4 separate regions of the Homo sapiens genome follow, and regions 2, 3 and 4 are each linked to region 1. Evidence: chromatin loops called from intact Hi-C (ENCODE). Cell type or tissue: natural killer cell. All regions are shown on one strand. Links, peaks and the distances in the headings refer to the core of each region. The heading gives the core; the rest is flanking DNA. Region 1 overlaps MYO9B (myosin IXB). Region 2 overlaps HAUS8 (HAUS augmin like complex subunit 8). Region 3 holds the start of OCEL1 (occludin/ELL domain containing 1). Region 4 overlaps MYO9B (myosin IXB).

What was found. A loop is a pair of places that touch in the nucleus more often than their neighbours do. Peaks named below come from ENCODE experiments on the same cell type or tissue, not always from the same donor. Only the 100,000 strongest peaks of a DNase experiment are listed, where the experiment ranks them.
Region 2: a loop joins it to region 1, with 4 times the contacts of the local background. A loop is called at or near these places in 55 of 110 quality-filtered maps.
Region 3: it touches region 1 in a loop (3-fold over the local background); 5 of 110 quality-filtered maps call a loop at or near these places.
Region 4: it touches region 1 in a loop (4-fold over the local background); 11 of 110 quality-filtered maps call a loop at or near these places.

The regions. Positions count from the first base shown.
Region 1 is chr19:17,122,823-17,128,582 of GRCh38, forward strand. The region is part of intron 2 of MYO9B (myosin IXB); the gene reads left to right. Among named protein-coding and RNA genes, the nearest start is that of SNORA118, 33 kb to the left of the region's middle. RefSeq lists enhancers at 2,793-3,182, 3,293-3,732. In natural killer cell, for the core only: no CTCF peak of the experiment used is centred there; DNase peaks (open chromatin) are centred at 2,709, 3,109 and 3,729; H3K4me3 peaks cover 1,389 bases; H3K27ac peaks cover 3,081 bases.
Region 2 is chr19:17,062,859-17,067,858 of GRCh38, forward strand. All of the region lies in intron 3 of HAUS8 (HAUS augmin like complex subunit 8), which reads right to left. Among named protein-coding and RNA genes, the nearest start is that of HAUS8, 10 kb to the right of the region's middle. In natural killer cell, for the core only: a CTCF peak has its summit at 4,749 (motif pointing right); DNase peaks (open chromatin) are centred at 2,333 and 4,783; H3K27ac peaks cover 280 bases.
Region 3 is chr19:17,224,041-17,229,800 of GRCh38, forward strand. It overlaps OCEL1 (occludin/ELL domain containing 1), which reads left to right and starts at 2,186. Exons shown (of 6, transcript NM_024578.3): 1 at 2,186-2,276; 2 at 2,653-2,829; 3 at 2,954-3,159; 4 at 3,800-3,965; 5 at 4,216-4,269; 6 at 4,763-5,179. The coding sequence starts at 2,208. The coding sequence ends at 4,885. RefSeq lists silencers at 2,073-2,162, 2,393-2,512, 2,533-2,582 and enhancers at 2,106-2,780, 2,781-3,454. In natural killer cell, for the core only: no CTCF peak of the experiment used is centred there; DNase peaks (open chromatin) are centred at 959, 1,588, 2,161 and 2,471; H3K4me3 peaks cover 1,726 bases; H3K27ac peaks cover 1,420 bases.
Region 4 is chr19:17,182,175-17,187,934 of GRCh38, forward strand. MYO9B (myosin IXB) reads left to right here. Exons shown (of 40, transcript NM_004145.4): 16 at 1,655-1,694; 17 at 2,691-2,813; 18 at 3,747-3,827. Among named protein-coding and RNA genes, the nearest start is that of USE1, 30 kb to the right of the region's middle. RefSeq lists an enhancer at 2,132-2,341. In natural killer cell, for the core only: no CTCF peak of the experiment used is centred there; DNase peaks (open chromatin) are centred at 1,227, 1,357, 1,827 and 2,447; H3K4me3 peaks cover 1,043 bases; H3K27ac peaks cover 2,371 bases.

The sequences.
Region 1 (5,760 bases), core at 446-5,445:
CAGTGGCTCATGCCTGTAATCCCAACACTTTGGGAGGCCAAGGCAGGAAGCTCACTTGAAGCCAGGAGTTCAAGACCAGCCTATACAACAAAGCAAAACCCTGTCTCTACAATAATTAAAAAATTAAACAGGCGTGGTGGTGCAAGGTGGTGCTACTCAAGAGGTTGAGGTGGGAGGGCCGCAGGACCCAGGAATTGGAGGCTGAAGTGAGCTACGATCACACCACTGCTCTCCAGCCTGGGGGACAGAGCAAGATCCTGTCTCAGTAAATAAATAATAAATAAGTAAATAAAATGAAAGGATTTTCAGCTTGGCTTGCAAGTATATAAAGCAAGTTCTGTTCCTTGCTTTATACACAAGACACACCTAAATCAAAGGGCTTCAGGAAGTTAAAAACAAAGGGGAAAGCAAGCACAGGTGTACCAGGCAGTGAGAAACGGGAGATAGCAGAGCTGCAATTCGGACATAGTTCAGGCCTCTGCACATTACATGTGGCAAAGATTGGTTATGATGCCAAAAGCCTCACTTTGCAATAAAGGTATAACACTTGTGAATATCTATGCACCAAACAACATAGCCACTGCCTTTATACAGTAGAAATTTGTGTGTGTGTGTGTGTGTGTGTGTGTGTGTGTGTGATGGAGTTTCACTCTTGTCACCCAGGCTGGAGTGCGGTGGCATGATCTCAGCTCACTGCAACCTCCACCTCCCTGGTTCAGGCGATTCTCCTGCCTCAACCTCTGAAATAGCTGGGATTACAGGCGCACGCCATCACACCTGGCTAATTTTTGTATTTTTAGTAGAGACGGGTCTTGAACTCAGGTGATCCGTCTGTCACAGCCTCCCAAAGTACTGGGATTACAGGCATGAGCCACCACACCTGGCCACAAAGTAAAAATTCTAAAAGATACAAGGAGAAACACACACACAGCTTGGTTGAGTAGATAGAAAATAGGCAAGGATGTTAAGACGCCCAAACCACATGCTTAAGGCAGACATTGTGGCCATATCGTGAACTCTTAAGAGAATAAACCTCCTTACACATACATGGAACATTCTCAAAAAATCATTTTTCTTTTTTGAGACAGGGTCTCACTTTGTCACCCAGGCTGGAGTTCAGTGGTGCAGTCTTGGCTTACTGCAGCCTCAATCTCGTGGGCTCAAGTGATCCTCCCACCTCAGCCTCCCAAGCAGCTAGGATTACAGGCACTTACCACCATCAAGTCTGGCTAATTTTTGTATTGTTTGTAGAGACGGGGTCTCACTATGTTGCCCAGGGTGGTCTCCAACTTGTGGCCTCAAGCAATCCTTCCACCTTGGCCTCCCAAAGTGCTAGGATTACTGGTGTGAGCCACCACACCTGGACTCAAAAATCATTTCTATATCAGAGTCAGGTGTGGTGGTACACACTTGTAATCCCAGCTGTTGAGGAGGCTGAGGTAGGAGGATCACTTGAGCCCAAGAGTTCAGGACCAGCCTGGGCAACATAGCAAGACCCCATCTCTACAAATAAAAATCATTCCTATGTCAGGTAAAGAGAAAGCATTTAGAACTTCCCAGAGTAGAACAATTACAAGTGACACTCTAACAATGCAATAAAACTTCGTGGAACTTTTTTTTAAAGTAAACTTATATTGAGCAACTCTTAGATGAAGAGATACAAACACAGCTGGGCGTGGGGGCTCATGCCTGTAATCCCAGCACTTTGGGAGGCCAAGGCGGGCAGATCACCTGAGGTCAGGAGTTCGAGCTCAGCCTGGCCAACATGGCAAAACCCCGTCTCTACTAAAAATACAAAAATTAGCCGGGCACCTGTAATCCCAGCTACTCAGGAGGCTGAGGCAAGAGAATTGCTCAAATCTGGGAGGCAGAGGTTGCAGTGAGCCGAGATCGCGCCACTGCACTCCAGCCTGGGCAACAGAGTGAGACTCTGTCTCAAAAAAAAAAAAAAAAAAAGGTACAAACAGACCAAAATTGCAGGTTTTCTAAAAATCAGTGACAAACACCCGTATGTTATCAGAATCCATGGGCTATATTTAAAGTGATGGTAGGAGGACACCACATAGCTGAACACCCATTAGATCCACAAATAGGAAAGAACGGAAGTAAATGAATTCATGTCCTATCTCAAGCTGAGAAAAAAGAACAAAGTAACCCCCAAAGAGAATGATTTGGGCATCAAATGGGCAAGATGAGGCCAGCTGCGGTGGCTCACACCTGTAATCCCAGCACTTTGGGAGACCAAGGTGGGCAGATCAGTTGAGCTTAGGAGTTCGAGACCAGCCTGGGCAACATAATGAAACCCCATCTCTACCAAAAATACAAAAACTTAGCCGGGCGTGGTGGCACATGCCTGTGGTCCCAGCTACTTGGAGGGCTGAGGGTGGAGAATCACTTGAGCCTGGAAGGCAGAGGTTGCAGTGAGCCAAGATCATGCCACTGCACACTAGCCTGGGCAACAGAGTAAAACCCCATCCCCCCCCCCCCAAAAAAAGGGTAAGATGAGCCCTAGGGGAAATATGATAAATTCTTCAGATGTTTTCACAGCCTTGAGAACCAAACAGGACCTTCCCCCATCAAAGCCTGGTTTGTTCTGTATTCTTTCTGTGACCTAGTACGTGGTTTCGTGATAACCTAAACCCAAATTTAGTGACATATGTAAGATTTCAGTAACTTGTTTCACACTTAGGTTTTTGTTGTTATTTAAGGCTTCCCCTACCCCACCCCTGTAGGGTTTGCTGTGAGACTTTAGCTCATGGTAGGAGTCTGTCCTTAAAGGGCCACGTCCTAGCCCTGGGAGTCCTTGCTGCGTTTCAGTGTTTGCTGTAATGCCATCTGCGTCTGTGGCTGACAGTTGGTGTCTCTTGTGAACTGGGACATACGGCGTTGGGAGCACTCAGCTCTCTGTACATCCCTGCCGTCCGTCCATCTGACCAGCAACCAGCTATCGAGAGCCTGCCGGGGTGCCCCAAACCCCTTGAGCAACCAGAAAAGAACAGAACCCGGCAGCAGCTAGGCTAGGGGCCCTGGAGAGCCTCCACTTCCTCCTCTGCGAATAGGGGAGCCATGAGGTTGGGGTGACTCTTCCACTTCCTGCCCCCACATCCGCAGGCCAACTGAGCCTGCAGCTGCCTCCTGTGCAGGCTTGGGCTTGGGGGTGTGGGGAGTCCTGTCTTGCACCACATAGCTGCCTCCTCACCTCCATGACACCCACCCCCTTCGCAGGGTCTTCCTTGTGCCTGGCTGGCATCATCCCCGACATGGCCCCCACTAACCTCCTCATTCCCTCGGCCCCGCCTTCACCACAGCTCTGAGCTCTGTTGAAAGCATCAGCTAAACTTCTCATTTCCTCGCCTCCAGCCCTGCCTGCTGGCCTCCGCCCCCTCTGCTCCCAGCTCCCAGGGAGTCTCTTCTCACCCAGCCCTCCTTGGGCACGTGACCCTGTGGACCCATTTTGTCCTGGGTGCTTCCCAGGCCTGCTCCTCCACGTCCCCACCATGGCCTCGGGAGACCAGTCACCCAGGGTGACACTCACCTCCTGCCGACCCATCCTGCTGGAACCATGTCGGGGATCCCCGGAAAACCCCATTTAACAGAGGATCCAGAACAGCGGCCCCTGGCCACTCTTTTCTCACGAAAACCAGACAGTCTGTATTTCACACAGATCCTAGGGGCCACCCAGTCTCTGTCAGAATGGCTTGACTCTGCTATTGTAACTCAAATGCAGCCTTAAGCCAGACCCAGACCGATGTGGCTGTGTGCCAGGAAAACGTCATTTGCTGCTGCTGAAAATTGAATTTCACATCAATTTCAGCCATCAAGAGATCTTTTGACTTTTTTTTTTCTTTTTTTTTTTTTTTGAGACGGAGTCTCGCCCTGTTGCCCAGGCTGGAATGCAGTGGTGCGATCTCAGCTCACTGCAGCCTCCTCCTCCCGGGTTCAAGCGATTTCCTGCCTCAGCCTCCCAAGTAGCTGGGACTACAGGCGCCCACCACCATGCCCGGCTAATTTTTGTGCTTTTAATAGAGACGGGGTTTCACCATATTGGCCAGGCTGGTCTCGAACTCCTGACCTTGTGATCCACCCCCACCCCCACCCCCACCCCCCACCCCCGGCCTTCCAAAGTGCTGGAATTACAGGCATGAGCCACCACACCCACCCGATCTTTTGACATTTTTTCTCCCCTAAGCATTTTTTTTTTTTTTTTCAGATGGAGTCTCACTCTGTCGCCCAGGCTGGAGTGCAGTGGCACAATCTTGGATCACTGCAACCTTTGCCTCCCAGGTTCAAGCGATTCTCCTGCCACAGCCTCCCAAGTAACTGGGACTACAGGTGCACACCACCACGCCCGGCTAATTTCATTTGTAGTTTGGTAGAGATGGGGTTTCACCATGTTGGCCAGGCTGGTCTCAAACTTGTGACCCACCCCCCTCGGCCTTCCAAAGTGCTGGAATTACAGGCATGATCCACCATGCCCGGCCAATTTTTTGACTTTTTTTCTCCCCTAAGCATTTTTTTTTTCCAGTTGGAATCTTGCCCTGTCGCCCAGGCTGGAGTGCAGTGGCGCAATCTTGGCTCACTGCAACCTTCGCCTCCCAGGTTCAAGCGATTCTCCTGCCTCAGCCTCCCGAGTAGCTAGGACTACAGGTGCCCACCACCACACCCGGCTAATTTCTTTTGTATTTTGGTAGAGACGGAGTTTCACCATGTTGGCCAGGCTGGTCATGAACTCCTGACCTCAAGTGATCCGCCCTCCTTGGCCTCCCAAAATGCTGGGATTATATGTGTGAGCCACCATACCCAGCCCCCTAAGCATTTTTAAAATGTGAAAACTGTCCCTAGAACGTAGGCTGTACAGTAATAGGTGGCTGGCCACACTTTGCAGACCCCCGGTAGAGATCACTGGTACCAGGAGGGTGTCCTCCATGTGGCCACACCCATGCCCCTACCTGTTTGTCTGTGACCGCTTTCCTGCCACATTGGCAGAGCTGAGCGGTGACAGCAGATGGAGCCAAAAATATTCACCACCTGCCCCTTCGCAGAACAAGTTTACTGGCCCCTGATTCACACAGAAAATCCCGCTTAATCCTCCATCTGCTAAGGCAGAGATTTTTCCAAAACCTTACCTTACAGGAGAGAAATCTGAAATCCAAGAGCCGTGAACTAATTTGCCCAAATTGCCCAGCAGTAGCCTTGAACCTCCAACCCTCCCCCTGGCCACCAGGATCCACTGAATCTTGCAAAGTGTCTCAGCAGAAGTAGCCTGCAACCTGGCTAGTCATGGTGGCTCAAGCCTGTAATCCCAGCTTTTTGGGAGGCCGAGGCAGGAGAATCACTTGAGCCCAGGAGTTCAAGGCCACCCTGGGCAACATAGCAAGACCCTATCTATACTGAAAAAAAAAAATTTTTTTTTTTAAATTTAGCAAGGCACAGTGGTATGCGCCGGTGGTCCCAGCTACTTGAGAGTCTGAGGCGGGAGGATCGCTTAAGCCCAGGAGTTTGAGGCTGCAGTGAGCTAGGATCACACCACTGTACTCTAGCCTGGGTGACAAAGCAAGACCTTGTCTCACTAAAAGAAATAGCCTGCAGCCCCATGAGGACCTGGGGGTTTATTTCCCTGGCATTTCCGTGAAGCACAGCCCCAGCTCCCAGTGGCTGCCCCATGGCTGTTTGCTTGGCAGACCTGGCAGAGCAGAACCCCCCGGTCCCTCAGGCGTCCTGGGACAGGGCACTGCCCATAGGGCTCCTGTGTCCATGAGG
Region 2 (5,000 bases), core at 1-5,000, 60 kb before region 1:
GTTTCGTAACTGCTCTTACTTTGAGGCAGGGGAGACATTTAAAGAGGTTTGAAATCTTACCTCATATACACAGGACAAACAAATTTTGTCAAAATGTAGATGCTCACTTGCAGAGAACATAGGAAACTACCAAAATGTTTGCTGGTGATTATTGACATGGTAGATTACAGGTGACTGATTTTTTTCTAGACACATTTAAGTATTTGCTAGTTTTCCAGAGAGAACATATAACTTTGGTCATCAGGAGAAACAAAGTTTTTACACATATGTTGTCAAAAAATATTTTTTTAAAGAAACACATGGAGCACTGGCCTTCTAATAACCAAAAGCAAAACAAAAATCTTATAAAGAGCAATGGCCAGGTGCAGTGGCTCCCGCCTGTGGTCCCAGCTACTCAGGAGGCTGAGTTGGGAGGATCGCTCGGGTCCAGGGGTTTGAGGCTGCAGTGAGCCATCACACCACTGCACCCCATCCTGGGAGACAGAGCAAGACCAGAGCAACGACATGACGACGCACAGACACCACTCTCATTCAATATCACAGTGGAGGTCCTCAGATAAGAAGTAAAAGGCAAACAGGTTGAAAAGGAAAAGTAAAACTCTGTTCTTACAAACGTAATTTTTCATGTAGGAAATCCCCGAACATCTTCAAAACTGCTATTAAAATTAGTAAGTTTAACAAGAGTTTTCTTTCAATTTTGTGTGTGAACTTGACTGGATATGGGGTGCCCCAGACTGAACATTTTTGGGTGTGTCTGTGAGGGTGTTTACTAATGAGATCAGCATTTGAATTGGTGGATGCAATAAACTGCCCTCCCCAGTGTGTATGGGCACCATCCAATCCCTTGAGGGCCTGAATACAACAAAACAGTGGAAGGAGGAGAAATTCATACCTTTTGCTTCCTGCTTGCCTGGTTGAGCTGAGACATCTTACCCCATCTCCTGACCTGTCCTCAAACTGGGACTTACACCTTTGGCTCCCCTGGTCTCAGCCCTTCAGACTCACACTGAACTAAACCACCAACCTTCCTGGCTCTCCAGTTTGCAGACAGCAGATCCTGGGATTTCTCAGCCTCCATAATCACATGAGCCAATCCCGTGTAAATAAATCTCCTTTTATATATTCATATCCTTTTATAAGCCTCTCTTATTGGTTCTGTTTCTCTGGAGAACTCTAATACAGCAGGGGTGCAGGACACACGATCAATATGTAAAAATTCATATTTCTAGCAATGAAGTAGCAATGAACAAGTTTGGAGATTGAAATTAAAATAGAGTACCATATACAATGGCACTAAACACCAAATGCTTAGTTATAAACCAAATAAAATATGTGTAAGATCTATAATCTGGAAGCTACAAAACAATGTTGGAGGAAATCCAGGAAGATCTAAATAAATGGAGAAGCATACCATGTTCATGGATTGAAAGACTCGCTTTTATTAAGAAGGCATTTGCCCTGATTTATGGATTCAATATAATCAAAATCCAGCAGATATTTTGCTAGAAAATGACAATTCTAAAATCTCTATGGAAAGCCAAAGGAACGAGAAGAGACTAAACAGTCTCGGAAAAGCACAGTGAGAGGTCTCACATTACCTGTTCTCAGGACTTAGTGCAAAGCTACAGTAACCTCAGCAGTGTGGAACTAGCATAAGGATGCATACATAGAACAATGGAAAAGAACAGAGCCCAGACATGATGTGCACATACATGGTCAACTGGTATTTGACAGAGATGATGAGAGAATACAACGGGAAAAAGGAAAATCATTTCAATAAATGGGATTACAACAACTGAACACCCATACATGAAAAAACGAACTTTGATTTAAACATCACACCATACACAAAAACTAACTCACAGACTTAAAAGTAAAACCTAAACTACAAAACTCGTACAAGAAAACAGGAGAAAAATCTGTGATCTTGGATTAGGTGGAGATATCCTGGATAAGACTCCAAAAGCACAATCCACAAATGGGGAAAGTGATCAAATGGGCTTCATCGAAATCGTCAACTACTGCCTCTTAAATTAAAGCACTTAACAGCATGAAAAGACAAGCCAGACTAGAAGAAAATATTTGCAAAGCACCACAAAGAGCTGGTATCCAGAATATAGAAAGCACCCTCAAAACTCAGTAACAAGAAAACAACTCAATTTAAAACTGGACAAAAGATCTCAACAGACACATCCGCAAAGATACAGGAATGGCAAATAAGCACATGAAAAGATGCTCAATATCATCGGCTATTATGAAAACACAAATGAAAACCACAATGAAGTATCACTTCACACCCACAAGACTGGCTAGAATGTGAAAGTAACAACTTGCACTTTTCATCTATGTGCCTAGTGGGAACATAAAGATGGTGCAGCCACTGTGGATAACAGGTAGTTTCCTGTTACCATTATATAGAGATGTTTTCATCTACAACTCATGGCTTGTAACTCCTATAAACCCTTGTTACAGTAAGCAGGATCTCTCTGACCTCCCACACTCCTTTCACCTGCCAGAGAGGGTCCTGCCTCATACCCCAGAGGAAAAAACGCAACAGAGGCCAAGAAGAATCTGAACAGACAGGACTTGCTGGGTTTAAAGCATGCCCTTTTTGACCAATCACATTTCCACAGGGCTGTCCATGCTTCAATCGTGCCTAAGTCATGAAGACTCTATAAAAACCCAAAGGAGCTGGGCGTGGTGGCTCATGCCTGTAATCCCAGCACTTTGAGAGGCCGAGGTGGGCAGATCACGAGGTCAGGAGTTCGAGACCAGCCTGACCAACATGGAGAAACCCCGTCTCTACTAAAAATACAAAATTAGCTGGGTGTGGTGGCATGCGCCTGTAATCCCAGCTACTCCAGAGGCTGAGGCAGAATAGCTTGAACCCGGGAGGCAGAGGTTGCAGTGAGCCAAGATCGCACCACTGCATTCCAGACTGGGCGACAGAGCGAGGCTCTATCTCAAAAAAAAAAAAAAAAGCACAGAGCTTGGAGAGACTTCAGATCAGATAGCTAACACGTGGAGATTCCCAAAGGGTGGTATGCCCGAACAGGCCATGGAAGCTCTGTGCGCCTTCCCCCCATATCTCACTCTACACATCTCTTATCTTCTAAAAAAAAAAAAAAGAGACAGGATCTCACTGTCACTCAAGATGGAGTGCAGTGGCTCACTGCAGACTCAACCTCCTTGGCTCAAATGATCTTCCTGCCTCAGCCTCCCGAGTAGCTGGGACTATAAGCACTCACCACTACGCACAGCTATTTTTATTTTTTTGTAGAGGTAGGGTCTTGCTATGTTGCCCAGGCTGGCCTCAAACTCAGGCTCAAGCAATCTTCCCACCTTGACCTCCCAAAGTGCTGGGATTACAGGCCTAAGTCACCATGCCCAGCCACTTGGCTAATGAAAAAAAAAAAATTTCAGAGACGGGGTCTCGCCCATGCTAGTTTGGAACTCCTGGCCTCAAGCAATCCTCCCATTTCGACCTCCCAAATTGCTGGGATTTCAGGCATGAGCCACCACACTTGGCTCCATCTGTATCCTTTATAATATCCTTTATAATAAACTGGTAAACCTAAGTGTTTCCTTGAGTTCTGTGAGTCACTCCTGCAAATTAACTGAACCCAAAGAGGGGGGTCATGGGAATCCCAACTTGAACTTGGTTGGTCAGAAGTTCTAGAGGCAGAAGAGGGGCAGTCTTGGAGACTGAGCCCTCACCCTATAGGTTCTGATGCTATTTCCAGGTAGTGTGTCAGAATTGAATTGGAAGATACCCAGCTGGTGGCTGCTGCTTGCTGGTGGGGGAACCCTCAGAAGTCCTGTGTTGACTGTTGTTGAGTGGGAGAATAGGAAACACAGTTTGAGTTTTTCTACGAGCCAGCAATCCTCCTCCTGGGAGAAATAAAACCACGTCTACACAGAAAAATACACAAGAATGTTTACGGAGGCTTTATTCATAATCACCAAGACAGGAAACCAACTGACTGCCTGTCAATCAATGAACAGATGAACACAACGTGGTCCATCCACTTGATGGAATACTATTCGGCCATAAGAAGGAACCAGGCCGGGCATGGCGGCTCATGCCTGTAATCCCAGCATTTTGGGAGGCTGAGGCAGGTGGATCATTTGAGGCCAGGAGTTCGAGACCAGCCTGGCCAACATGCTGAAACCCTGTCTCTACTAAAAATACAAAAATTAGCCAGGTGGGGTGGCACACACCTGTAATCCCAGCTACTCGGGAGGCTGAGGAAGGAGAATGGCTTGAATCCAGAAGGCGGAGGTTGCAGTGAGCCGAGATCGCACTACTGCACTCCAGCCTGGGCAACAGAGCGAGACTCCATCTCAAAAAAAAAAAAAAAAGGAAGGAAGCACCTACATGCAATACATGCAACACAGAGGAACTTGAAAGGCACTCTGCTAAGTGTCAGGAGTCAGAGGCAAGGGCTACAAACTGTGATGCCACAGATATGACCTTCTAAAAAAGGCAAAAATGCAGATTCAGAAAGCCAATCTGTGGTTGCCTGGGGGTGGGAGAGGGGCTGGTCCTATCAGAGCACAAGGGGATTTAGGGATGACTCGTTCTGTAGCTTGATTATAGAGGCGGTTCCATGACTGTCTATGTCTGTCAAAACAGGCAAGACCCTATGCTGAAAAGGGGGATGCTGACTCCATGTAAATGACACCCTGATTTTTAAAATGGGGGGAAAAACAGAAAAGATCTAAAGGGCTAAAATGTTACAGCACGCAGACACACGGGGGCGCTGTAACCAAGTCTTGGCAACAACATGAAAATTTGGAGCGTGGAAGACTGTGACCCTTTGTTGAAAACTGCTCTGAGAAGAGTATCTGTTTGTGCAAAGGTATCCTCTTTTCTCAAGCCGAATCTTAAGTCACAGGGTCGAGAACCCACCAGCCACCCAGAGTGGAAGACAGGCAGTGGGAATTTGACTTAATTTTATCATAAACCAAGATTTGGAAAGCAGAGGGAAGAATCCAAC
Region 3 (5,760 bases), core at 378-5,377, 100 kb after region 1:
TGTATTTTTAGTAGAGACGGGGTTTCACCATGCTGGCCAGGCTGGTCTTGAACTCCTGACCTCAAGTGGTCCACCCACCTCGGCCTCCCAGAGTGCTGGGATTACAGGCATAAGCCACCTTGCCCGGCTGACATTTGAAGAACTTCTAAAAATCAACAAGAAAAAACATTTGCAGGATATAACAGGAAAAGAATTACGAAATAGAGAAATAGTCTCTAAATTTTTTCACTCATACACTAGGCAATATTTCCTTTTTTTTGAGACAGTCTCTCAACTGTCATCCAGGCTGGAGTGCACTGGCGCAATCTTGGCTCACTGCAACCTCTGCCTCCCGGGTTCAAGCGATTCTCCTGCCTCAGCCTCCCAAGTAGCTGGGATTACAGGCGCCCGCCGTCACACCTGGCTAATTTTTTATATTTTTAGTAGAGACGGGGTTTCACTATGTTGGCCAGGCTGGTCTCGAACTCCTGACCTTGTGATCCGCCCGCCTCGGCCTCTCAAAGTGTTAGGATTACAGGCGTGAGCCACCGCGCCTAGCCTTAGTAGGCAATATTTTCAACTTTGAAAGTACAGGTGAGGGGCCAGCGCTGTGGCTCACGCCTGTAATCCCAGCACGCTGGGAGGCCGAGGCAGGCGGATCACGAGGTCAGGAGATCGAGACCATCCTGGCTAACACGGTGAAACCTCGTCTCTACTAAAAAATAGAAAAAATTAGCCGGGCGTGGTGGTGGGCGCCTGTAGTCCCAGCTACTCAGGAGGCTGAGGCAGGAGAATGGTTTGAACCCTGGAGGCGGAGCTTGCAGTGAGCCGAGATCGCGCCACTGTACTCCAGCCTAGGAGACAGAGCGAGACTCCGTCTCAAAAAAAAAAAAAAAAGAAAAGAAAGTACAGGTGAGGGAATCCGTTATCATGCCAGTGCCGCCAAGGTTGTGGGAAAACCCCTGTATCTCTTGGAGCATAAATGGTACAATCTCACTAAGGAGTAACTTGGCAGTATGTTCCAAATGTAAAATACACACATCCCAGACAGGAGGCTGAGGCAGGAGGATCGCTTGAGTCCAGGAGTTGGAAAACAGCCTGGACCCATAAGGACATTTCCTCTCAAAAAAAAAAAAAAAAAAAAAAAAAAAAAATGCCAAGCACGATTATGGGATCACACCTGTAATCCCAGCACTGTGGGAGGCTGAGGCGGGTGGATTGCTGGAACTCGGGAGTTCAAGACCAGCCTGAGCAACGCGGCGAGATCCCGTCTCTACAAAAAACACAAAAATTAGGGAGGCGTTGTGTCACCTGTGGTTCCAGCTATTTGGGAGGCTGAGGTGGAAGGATCAATTGAGGCTAGGAAGGAGGTCGAGGCCACAGTGAGCCATGATCATGCCCTCCAGCCTGGGCAACACAGCCTCTCTCTCTCTCTCTCTCTATATATATATATATAAAAGGCCGATTTGGGGCACACTGTCTATAAGTTAGCTCTGCTCTGCCAGGAACAGTACTGTTCAGTAAAGATGCCATCTAACACCACCTGCTCGCCCTTAAAAGAAATAAAAGAAAAAGAAAGAAAGGGGCGGGTGCGGTGGCTCACGCCTGTAACCCAGCACTTTGGGAGGCCGAGGCAAGCGGATTGCTTGAGTCCCGGAAGCTGTTCAAGACCAGCCTGGCTAAAATGACGAAACTCCGGGCGGGCGCGGTGGCTCACACCTGTAATCCCAGCACTTTGGGAGGCCGAGGCGGACGGATCACTTGACGTCAGAAGTTTGAGACCAGCCTGGCCAATGTGGCGAAACCCCGTCTCTACTAAAAATACAAACAACAACAACAGCAAAAAATTAGCTGGGCGTGGAAGTGTGCGCATGTAGTCCCAGCTACTCGGGAGCCGGAGGCAGGAGAACCGCTTGAACCCGGGAGGCGGAGGCTGCAGTGAGCCGAGATCACGCCACTGCATTCCAGCCTGGGCAAGTGAGACTCTTGTTAAAAAATTTTTTTCATATAATTGCTGAAAAAAATAAATAAGTTTAAATTTGCAAAACCATCCCGTTTTTTCAGACAAACTTGAGGGTCGAGGTCGGAGTCGACCATGTTTCGAAGGTGTGTGGCCACGCCCAGCCAGGTCAGCCCCGCCCCCAGGCCGTCAGGCCCAGCCCCCTTTCGTCAGACCCCGCCCCCAGCCCTGCTGAGCGACCCCGCCAGTCGGGTCCATCCTGCAGTAAATGCACAACCCGGACGGAAGTGCCTCTCCGACAGCAGATCCAGGCTCGGAGCTCCAGACGCTGGGACAGGTGACCCGGGGCGGTAGCGAGCCGGACGGCCTTGCAGGTGGGGCGGAGGTCCCGAGGAGCTCCTCGGGCGCGGTCGTCTGTGGGCTCTGCGCGCCCTGGAGGTCGAGGCTCCGGCAGCGCGGGGGTTAACTCGAGCCGGTCCCAGGCTGCGCGGCGACGTCAGAGTTCATTTACATAGCGCTTATTTGGGTTGCGCAGTCGTGGGCGGGGTCTGGACGTCGCTGCGGACCAATCGCGTGCGTCTATGCAAATAGCGGTCGTTCTGGGGAACTCTGCTCCCGCGGGGTGAGAGTTGGCCGCTCTTCGGCCGAGCTGCCCGCGCGTCCTTTCTCCGTGCGCGTCGTCAGGCGTGTCCTCTCCGCGTGTCCACCCACAGGCCGCCCGCAGACCACCCCCGCCGCGCGCGGGACACGACGCCCCCCGCAGGACCCGCCCATCAGCCCGGAAACCCCTGAGCTGCTTCTCCCGGAGGCCGATGCCCACCCGGGAGCCCCCAAAGACTCGCGGCTCCCGGGGGCACCTGCATACTCACCCGCCTGGGCCTGGGCCCCCGGTGAGCCTGACCGGGAGGGGGTCCCCAGGCCGGGCCTCTAGGCAAAAGATTTAGCCCCTCCAGTTTGAGGGACTCCGGTTTCCCGACACCCCGATTTAACTCCAGACCACGATTCCTGTGGCAGCTGCAGGGACTGGCGCCCCGAGGCCTCAAAACCAGCGCCCCCCGCCCTCCGTGCCAGCCCCAGCCGGGACCCCACAAGGCAAAGACCAAGAAGATTGTGTTTGAGGATGAGTTGCTCTCCCAGGCCCTCCTGGGCGCCAAGAAGCCTATTGGAGCCATCCCTAAGGGGCATAAGCCTAGGCCCCACCCAGTGCCCGACTATGAGCTGTGAGTGTCCCCCATGTGATTCTTCATGCCTGGGATCAGGAGAGGGGCACTGAGGCTGGGGCTTTGATAGTTGAATAAGAGTTTACCAAAGAGTAGAAAGGAAAGGATCCCTTGCTGATCAGTAGTGGGATTGTCCCTGTGAATAAGCCACTGCACTCCAGCCTGGGCAACACAGTGAGATCCCGTCTCCGAAAATAAATAAATAAATAGGCGAGGCGCGGTGGCTCATGCCTGTAATCCCAGCACTTTGGGAGGCTGAGGCAGGCGGATCACCTGAGGTCAGGAGTTCGAGACCAGCCCGGCCAACATTGTGAAACCCCGTCTCTACTAAAAACACAAAAATTAGCTGGATATAGTGGCGCATGCCTGTAATCCCAGCTACTGAAGAGGCTGAGGTGGGAGAATTGCTTGAACCCGGGAGGTGGAGGTTGCAGTGAGCTGAGATCGCTACACTGCACTCCAGCCTGGACAACAGAGCAAGACTCTATCTCAAAAAATAATAATAAATAAATTAAAAGAGGGAGAGAAAAGGAACGTTTCTAGTAGGGGCCCAGCATGGACAAAGAAAAGCAAATTACACTGACTGGGGGAAAGAGTGGGGTTCTTTACACTCACACTCTGACCCTCTTCAACCTGGTAGTAAGTACCCGCCAGTGAGCAGTGAGAGGGAACGGAGCCGCTATGTCGCAGTGTTCCAGGACCAGTACGGAGAGTTCTTGGAGCTCCAGCACGAGGTGGGGTGTGCACAGGCAAAGCTCAGGCAGCTGGAGGCCCTGCTGAGCTCCCTGCCCCCACCCCAAAGCCAGGTCAGCACTAGGGAGAAAGCCCTGCCCCGCAGCCCTTCTGAGTGGCCCGACCCAAGCCTCTGGGACACCCACTGGGTCCAGATTTCCAGGACTCTTTCTCCTCTCGGTTGGCTGGGCGCCGTGACACATGGCTAAGGTCAGCCCTTGAAGTCCCCACTAGATGGGCATTTAGTCTGTCTGAGCCTCAGTTTCTTCATCCCTTCTTGAATTCAACTCTCCCTAAACCCCCTTTCTACTCCTCCCCTTGCAGAAGGAGGCCCAAGTTGCAGCCCGGGTTTGGAGGGAGTTTGAGATGAAGCGAATGGTGAGTCTTGCATCCCACAGCTTGGTCTTGCACCCCTGAGACTTCTGTGAGGCTGGGGTGCCTGTGCCCAGTTTCTTTTTTTTTTCTTTCTTTTGAGACAGAATCTCGCTCTGTCACCCAGGCGGGAGTGCAGTGGTATGATCTCAGCTCACTGCAACCTCAGCGTCCCGGGTTCAAGCGGTTCTCCTGCCTCAGCTGGGATCACAGGCGCCCACCACCGTGCCTGGCAAATTTTTGTATTTGTAGTAGAGATGGGGTTTCACCATGTTGGCCAGGCTGGTCTCGAACTCCTGACCTCAAGTGATCCGCCCACCTCGGCCTCCCAGACTGCTGGGATTACAGGCATGAGCCACCTTGCCCGGCTCACCCGGTCGCCTGTGCCCAGTTTCAAGGAGAGAAAATTGAGGCTCGGAGAATGAAAGGCAGAGAGTTAAGCAGCTTGAAGGCCACAGGGCAGACTGCTGCAAAGACTTCCGGGTCTCGCCCTGCCTAGGATCCTGGCTTCCTGGACAAGCAGGCTCGCTGCCACTACCTGAAGGGTAAACTGAGGCATCTCAAGACTCAGATCCAGAAATTCGATGACCAAGGAGACAGCGAGGGCTCCGTGTACTTCTAAGTGCCCCTGCAGATGGGCAGAGGGATGCATGGGGATGCAGGTCCCTTGCATTTCTTGGTATCTCTCAGCTTTTCCTCTTGCAGCTCCCCCTACCAGGGGTCGCTTTCTCCTGGATTGCAAATGCCTCTTCAGTTTGGACTCAGCTCTGACAGCCCCTCCTCCAGGAAGGCCTTCCAGGACTTCCTCCTCTGGGTCCTCTAGCTCTGACCCTACAGGGACTCCAGATCTCAACCTGTTCCCTGGAAGTAGGGCCTGCTCTCCATCCCAGTGAAATAAACATGTATTAGACACCTACTGAGTATAATTACTTAACACTTCTGATTTCACTCAGTTGTCACACACACAAAAAGTTGTTTTTTGTTTTTGTTTTTGTTTGAGACTGTGTCTCACTCTGTCGCCCAGGCTGGAGTGCAGTGGCACGATCTTGGCTCACTGCAACCTCCGCCTCCCCGGTTCAAGTGATTCTCCTGCCTCAGCCTCCCAAGTAGCTGGGATTACAGACACCTGCCACCATGCCCAACTAATTTTCATATTTTTAGTAGAGACGGGGTTTCACCATGTTGGCCAGGCTGGACTGGAACTCCTGACCTCAAGTGATCCGCCCACCTCAGCCTCCAAAAGTGCTGGGGTTACAGGCATGAGCCACCACGTCCAGCTGGATTCTTCACTCTCTGTGTCTCCCTGGGCACTTCAGGACAGCAACTGACCCCAGTGTGTGGGCACGGTCCATATGCATGGCCTAGGGGGAGGCTCTTCCAGTGTCTGACCCATCCCAGGCCCTAGCTGTGATGGGTGGGGCACAGGTGGGGCCAGTCTCCCTGTGGGAGCCATGTAACAGCAGACCAGAAGCTGTCCTCTGAGTTTCAGTCTCCCAA
Region 4 (5,760 bases), core at 458-5,457, 59 kb after region 1:
GCTCAAGCAATCCTCCTGCCTCAACCTCCAGAGTAGCTGGAACTACAGGTGCGCATTACCACACCTGTCTAATTTTATTGTTTGTAGAGGTGGAATCTTGCTATGTTATAGCCCAGGCTGTCAGGCTGGTCTCAAACTCCTGGGCTCAAGCGATCTTCCTGCCTCAGCCTCTCAAAGCACTGGGATTACAGGCATGAGCCACCGCACCCAGTGGGAGCCTGTTTAAAACTTCTGTTCCTTTTTTTTTTGAGGCAGAGTCTCACTCTGTCGCCAGGCTGGAGTGCAGTGGCTCAATCTTGGCTCACTGCAACCTCCACCTCCCGGGTTCAAGTGATTCTCCTGCCTCAGCCTCCCAAGTAGCTGGGATTACAGGTGTGCACCACCACACCCGACTAATTTTTTTCTGTTTTTAGTAGAGATGGGGTTTCACCATGTTGGCCAGGCTGGTCTTGAACTCCTGACCTCAAATGATCCGCCCACCTCGGCCTCAAACTTTTGTCCTTGTTGTGCCTTATTTTACCCCACAGGGATTCAGGTGAAACTGAATGCAACCACGGATGGCTAGGCATCTCACAGATCTACAAGTTACCATCTCCTTAGCCGGTCTTCAAAAGGCACCAGGCCTTTTGAATAAATAAATATATTTACTTATTTATTTATTTTCCCCCTTGGTCTGCAAGATTCCATAAGGTGTCTGAGAACACAGGAGCTATCCCCTTCCTTACCTCGGCCAAAAGAGCAGCTTTGGGTTTTGGGGGGGGTTTTGAGACAGAGTCTCTCTCTGTCACCCAGGTTGGAGTGCAGTGGCACGATCTCGGCTCACTGCAACCTCCGCCTCCTGGGTTGAAGCAGTTCTCCTGCCTCAGTCTCTTGAGTAGCTGGGATTACAGGCACCCGCCACCACACCTGGCTAATTTTTGTATTTTTAGTAGAGACAGGGTTTCACCATGTTGGCCAGGCTGGCCTTGAACTCCTGACCTCAGGTGATCCGCTCACCTCAGCCTCCCAAAGTGCTGGGATTACAGGCGTGAGCCACTGCGCCTGGCCAGCTTTGGTTTTCTTCTTTCCCACCAGCATGATCCTGAAAGGAGCTCCCACCCAGGCCCCATTTTGGTTATTTTGCAGGGCAAGTCCCTGCCCTGCCAGCAGAGGGTTCCAGAAGGGCCTCTGTGGGCCTGCTTGGCATCTACCAGCACATGGCAAAGACAGCCTGGTCACCTGGTCACCACCAGGACTGCTCAGGCTCCCTCCGCCCCACTCGGCATCCTGCTGTGATCTGGGGGATATGTCAGTTCCTCCATAGCAAGCCCCGCTGGATGCACGTCCCACCCTGTAGATTCCTAGCCAGCCCCTCCTACTTCTCAGACATCCGAATGGCCCCCAGACTAAACACTTTACTCAGCTTTGGGGCAGCCACCAGCAGAGTCCGGGTGCCGCCAACCCAGGGAAACTGGTGTCCACAGACAGTGGCTGAGGCACGCCACGGTGTGCAGCGTGGAGAGGTGGCGGTGGCCTTGTTGCACTTGCGCCTTCTCACTCTCTCCCCTCTCTCTGTGTCTCTCAGTCTAACCCGCCAGGCGTGGCTTGCTGAACTAACCCAAATCCCGACACTGTGTTCCTTTTGTTCACAAAACCATTTTTAATATTTTGACAGGAAAAGTAAAGGTATCAAACAAAAGCAGATCATTCCAAAGGTAAAAAAAAAAACACACCCCGCGCGACACGTTCCAAGATATCTTGCTTCTCTGCCCGTCTTGAGAGCTTTCACTTCTGCAACTTCATTTCCTCCTCCTTCCCACTATCTCCCCCTCCCTCCAAGAAAAAAAAAATGTTCTCGTGTTGAGATGATTTAGAGCTGTCTCTTTATGGGTTTCCCAGAAGCAGGGTCTGAGATGGGGTATTTGCACACACAGCGGCTTATGGAAGAGGGCTTACGTGAGAAGGCAGAGAGAAGGGGTGAGGGAGGAAGCTAGGGGCGTAAGCATAGCTGAAGTCTGGCCTCAGCCTGGTCCCATGGGGAGCTCTAGTGGGTTCATAGCACCACAGAGCTCATCCTGCCCCAACGTAATGGGACCCTTCCGTTTAACACCCCCATCTTCAGTCCCTGGCTACTGGGCTGCTTCCAGACAGGACAGAGAACCTCCCAAGCGCTCTGTCTCGTTTCCACATACAAGTGCAGCAATTTAAGAAATTTGCAAGAAGAGTAAGAATAGCCTTGCAGTCTAGTTAGCAGATGGGAGAGGGCTAATTCCTCTTGTCAGCTGATAGAACTGGCTGACACATGATGGTGGCCTGTCCGATGAGCTCATGCGGATGGCACAGAAAGGACCTGGCCCTTCTTGACTCAAGTAATGTAAACTGTAGGAGCTATGCAGAGGAGAGGGACGGCCAGGTTCAGTAGCACTGGCTTCCTCTCTAACCCAGAGGAAGAGGAAATGGGGCAGCCACTCAGGCTGTGAAAGAGGCTGTCATCAGCCCTCCCGGAACCAGCGCTGTGTGCAAGGTGCAAACCCACCTCATTCCACTGGGCCCACATCAATAGTGTGGTCCTGAGACCAAACCTAAGAGCTGCTGCCCGGGCACTCGCTGCGGGGACGCTGTTCTGCCCTGGCTTCGGGGACACCTGTGATGCCTCCCCGTGCCCGTGTGGGCTGTGGGAGGGCAGGCCGGACCCCATGTGTCTGTCCTAGAACCTACTGGACTCCAAGTCCCTGAAACTCATCATCAGCATGACTCTGCACGACCGCACCACCAAGTCCCTACTGCACCTGCACAAGAAGAAAAAGCCACCAAGCATCAGCGCCCAGTTCCAGGTAGGTGGAGCAGGAGAGGCAGAAGGTGGCGGTCAGCTCAGCCTCAGGCTTGTGTAGCTTCACCCGACACCGAGCACAGCCCGTCTCTAGTAAAAATACAAAAATTGGCCGGGCGCGGTGGCTCAAGCCTGTAATCCCAGCACTTTGGGAGGCCGAGGCGGGCGGATCACGAGGTCAGGAGATTGAGACCATCCTTGCTAACACGGTGAAACCCCACCTCTACTAAAAATACAAAAATTAGCCGGGCGTAGTGGCGGGTGCCTGTAGTCCCAGCTACTCGGGAGGCTGAGGCAAGAGAATGGCATGAACCCGGGAGGCGGAGCTTGCAGTGAGCCGAGATGGCGCCACTGCACTCCAGCCTGGGCGACAGAGCAAGACTCCATCTCAAAAAAAAAAAAAAAAGATACAAAAATTAGCTGGGCATGGTGGGCACCTGTAATCTCAGCTCCTTGGGAGGCTGAGGCAGGAGAATTGCTTGAACCTGGGAGGCGGAGGCTGTAGTGAGCCAAGATCACGCCATTGCACTCCAGCTTGGGCAACAAGAGCAAGACTGCGTCTCAAAAAAAAAAAAACAAAACAAAACAAAAAAAACACTACATCCGTGGTCCCTTCTGAGGTTGACACATGTTTCAAATCTCCAGAAAGCGTTTGTCTGGTCCTCCCCAGCCCCAGCCTTCCACCTGAGGCAAAAACAAGCACTGGTGGCCCTGGGACCATGGGGACCACATAACTCCCTCGAGGGTTTCCAGGGATAGCGCAGGCTTGGGTCAGAACGTCCAGCTGGAACCTCCTGTGTCCCACCACCAGGGACCCACATCTGTGCAGACCCCATCCACCCCACACTGATGCTAGAGTGTCCCAGGTCTGCTCCCACAGAACAGCGGCTGTCAGGGTCCCTGATTCAACCCAAATGCTTTCTCTTTCCCTTAACAGACATCCCTTAACAAGCTCTTGGAGGCACTGGGGAAGGCGGAGCCCTTCTTTATCCGCTGCATCCGTTCCAATGCTGAAAAGGTGAGTTTCTCTAAGGTGTTTGGGAGGAGAAGGCCCATGCCGGACTCTTAGGGGTGTCGGTGTCCCTGCATCCAGCCCCAGCCTCCACGCAGTATGGGGGACGGTGCAGCAGTCCATCCAGAGGCAGCCGGGGATGGAGAATTAGCAGTGAGGATGGTCCAAGTGGCCATTTAAGAGCAGGGACATCATCTGGAACATGGAGAGGCCCAGAGAAGGTTTGATTAGGGAGCGACAGGTCAGGGGTGCTTTTCAGATACATCCCAAAGAGTAGCCGGTGCAAGGAGTCTACCAGAAGGCAGAGGCTGAGATTACATAGCAGAGTCTCAGAGGCACACACAGCCCGCTGCTCACATTACAAGTTTCTAGAGAGACCCTTGGAGCCCCCGTGGGACCACCAGCAGGGGCTCCAGGCTCAGCACTGGCACAGGCTTCCTTTACCCCAGAGGTCCACTCCATCCCTGGGAGGACAGCTCGGGGACTTTGCCAGGGACTGAGCAGGAGTGTGGGCTCCCAGACAAATGTGAGCACACAGCCAGGCAGGAACCTCCCGCCAACTGTACCTGGGGAGATGCTCCGTAGTGCACCTTCTCTGCTCGTGGGCTGTGCCAGCAGATGATTCTCTGTGATAAAACCCATTTTGTGCACTGGAGGGTGGCAGCATCCCTGGCCTCCACATCCACCCCCAGTCATGACAACCCTCCTCATTCTTTCCCGTTTGCCTTTGTTTGTTTTTGTTTGTTTGTTTTTGAGACAGAATCTCCCTCTGTCACCCAGGCTGGAGTACAGTGGTGCGATCTCGGCTCACTGCAGCCTCGACCTCCCAGGTTCAAGCCATCCTCCTGGCTCACCCTCCCAAATAGCTGGGATTACAGGTGCCCACCACGCCAAGCTAATTTTTGTATTTTTAGTAGAGACGGGGTTTCACCATGTTGGCCAGGCTGGTCTTGAACTCCTGACTTCAAGTGATCCACCCATTTCAGCCTCCCAAAGTGCTGGGATTACAAGCGTAAGCCACCGCGCCCAGCACCGTTTGTCTTTATAGCAACACCATGCCTTATCCCTTACTGCCCACCAGAGTGAAGTCCAGACCCCTAAGCTCCAGGCTTAAAGCCCACTGAGGCAGCTGCATTTCCAGCCTCTTCTCTCCCCTGGCAGGAAGCATCTCCCTGTGTCCCCATCAGACCCTTGGCTTCTTCCTTCTCCTGTGGGCCTCCACCCAGCTGTTCTCTGCCTGTTCCCTCCTCAGGACACAGCCCAGCATCTCCTCTCTCCTGGGACACCTCCCATGGGGTGCTGGGCTTTGTCCGCCCCATCACCTGTGTGTGACTCCTGACCCCAGACCAAGCTCTCCTCTCCACCGAATCCCCAGCACTTACCCCAGTGCCTGGCAGAGAACAGGCCCGGAACACTGGGCTTTGTCCGCCCCATCACCTGTGTGTGGCTCCTGCCCCCAGACCAAGCTCTCCTCTCCACCGAATTCCCAGCACTTACCCCAGTGCCTGCCACAGAGAACAAGCCCAGAACAGATTTGCATTTGGGTTCTTTTTTTTTTTCTTTTCTTTTTTCTTTCTTTTTTTTTTAAAAAATAAATTTAAATGACTAGAGATGGAGTCTCACTATGTTGCCCAGGCTGGTCTCGAACTCCTGGCCTCAACTGATCCTCCCATCTTGGCCTCATTCCAGAAAGAGTGTCTGGAGCAAGGACGGACCCCTTGTCCAGGTGCTCCTGGCTGCCGTGCCGTAGAACACTCCCAGGTCGGCTAGCCAGCACCCACGTGTGCACCCTGACCATGTCTGTGTTCGGCATCCCAAGAGGCAGTGGTCGCATGGGGAAGTGCCCTCATCTCACAGTTCCCAGGCCTGAGCCAGCAACAGACTTGGGCATCCTGTCAGGTCAAGGCCACCTGCCTGATGTCTCGCATTCCCATTTCAG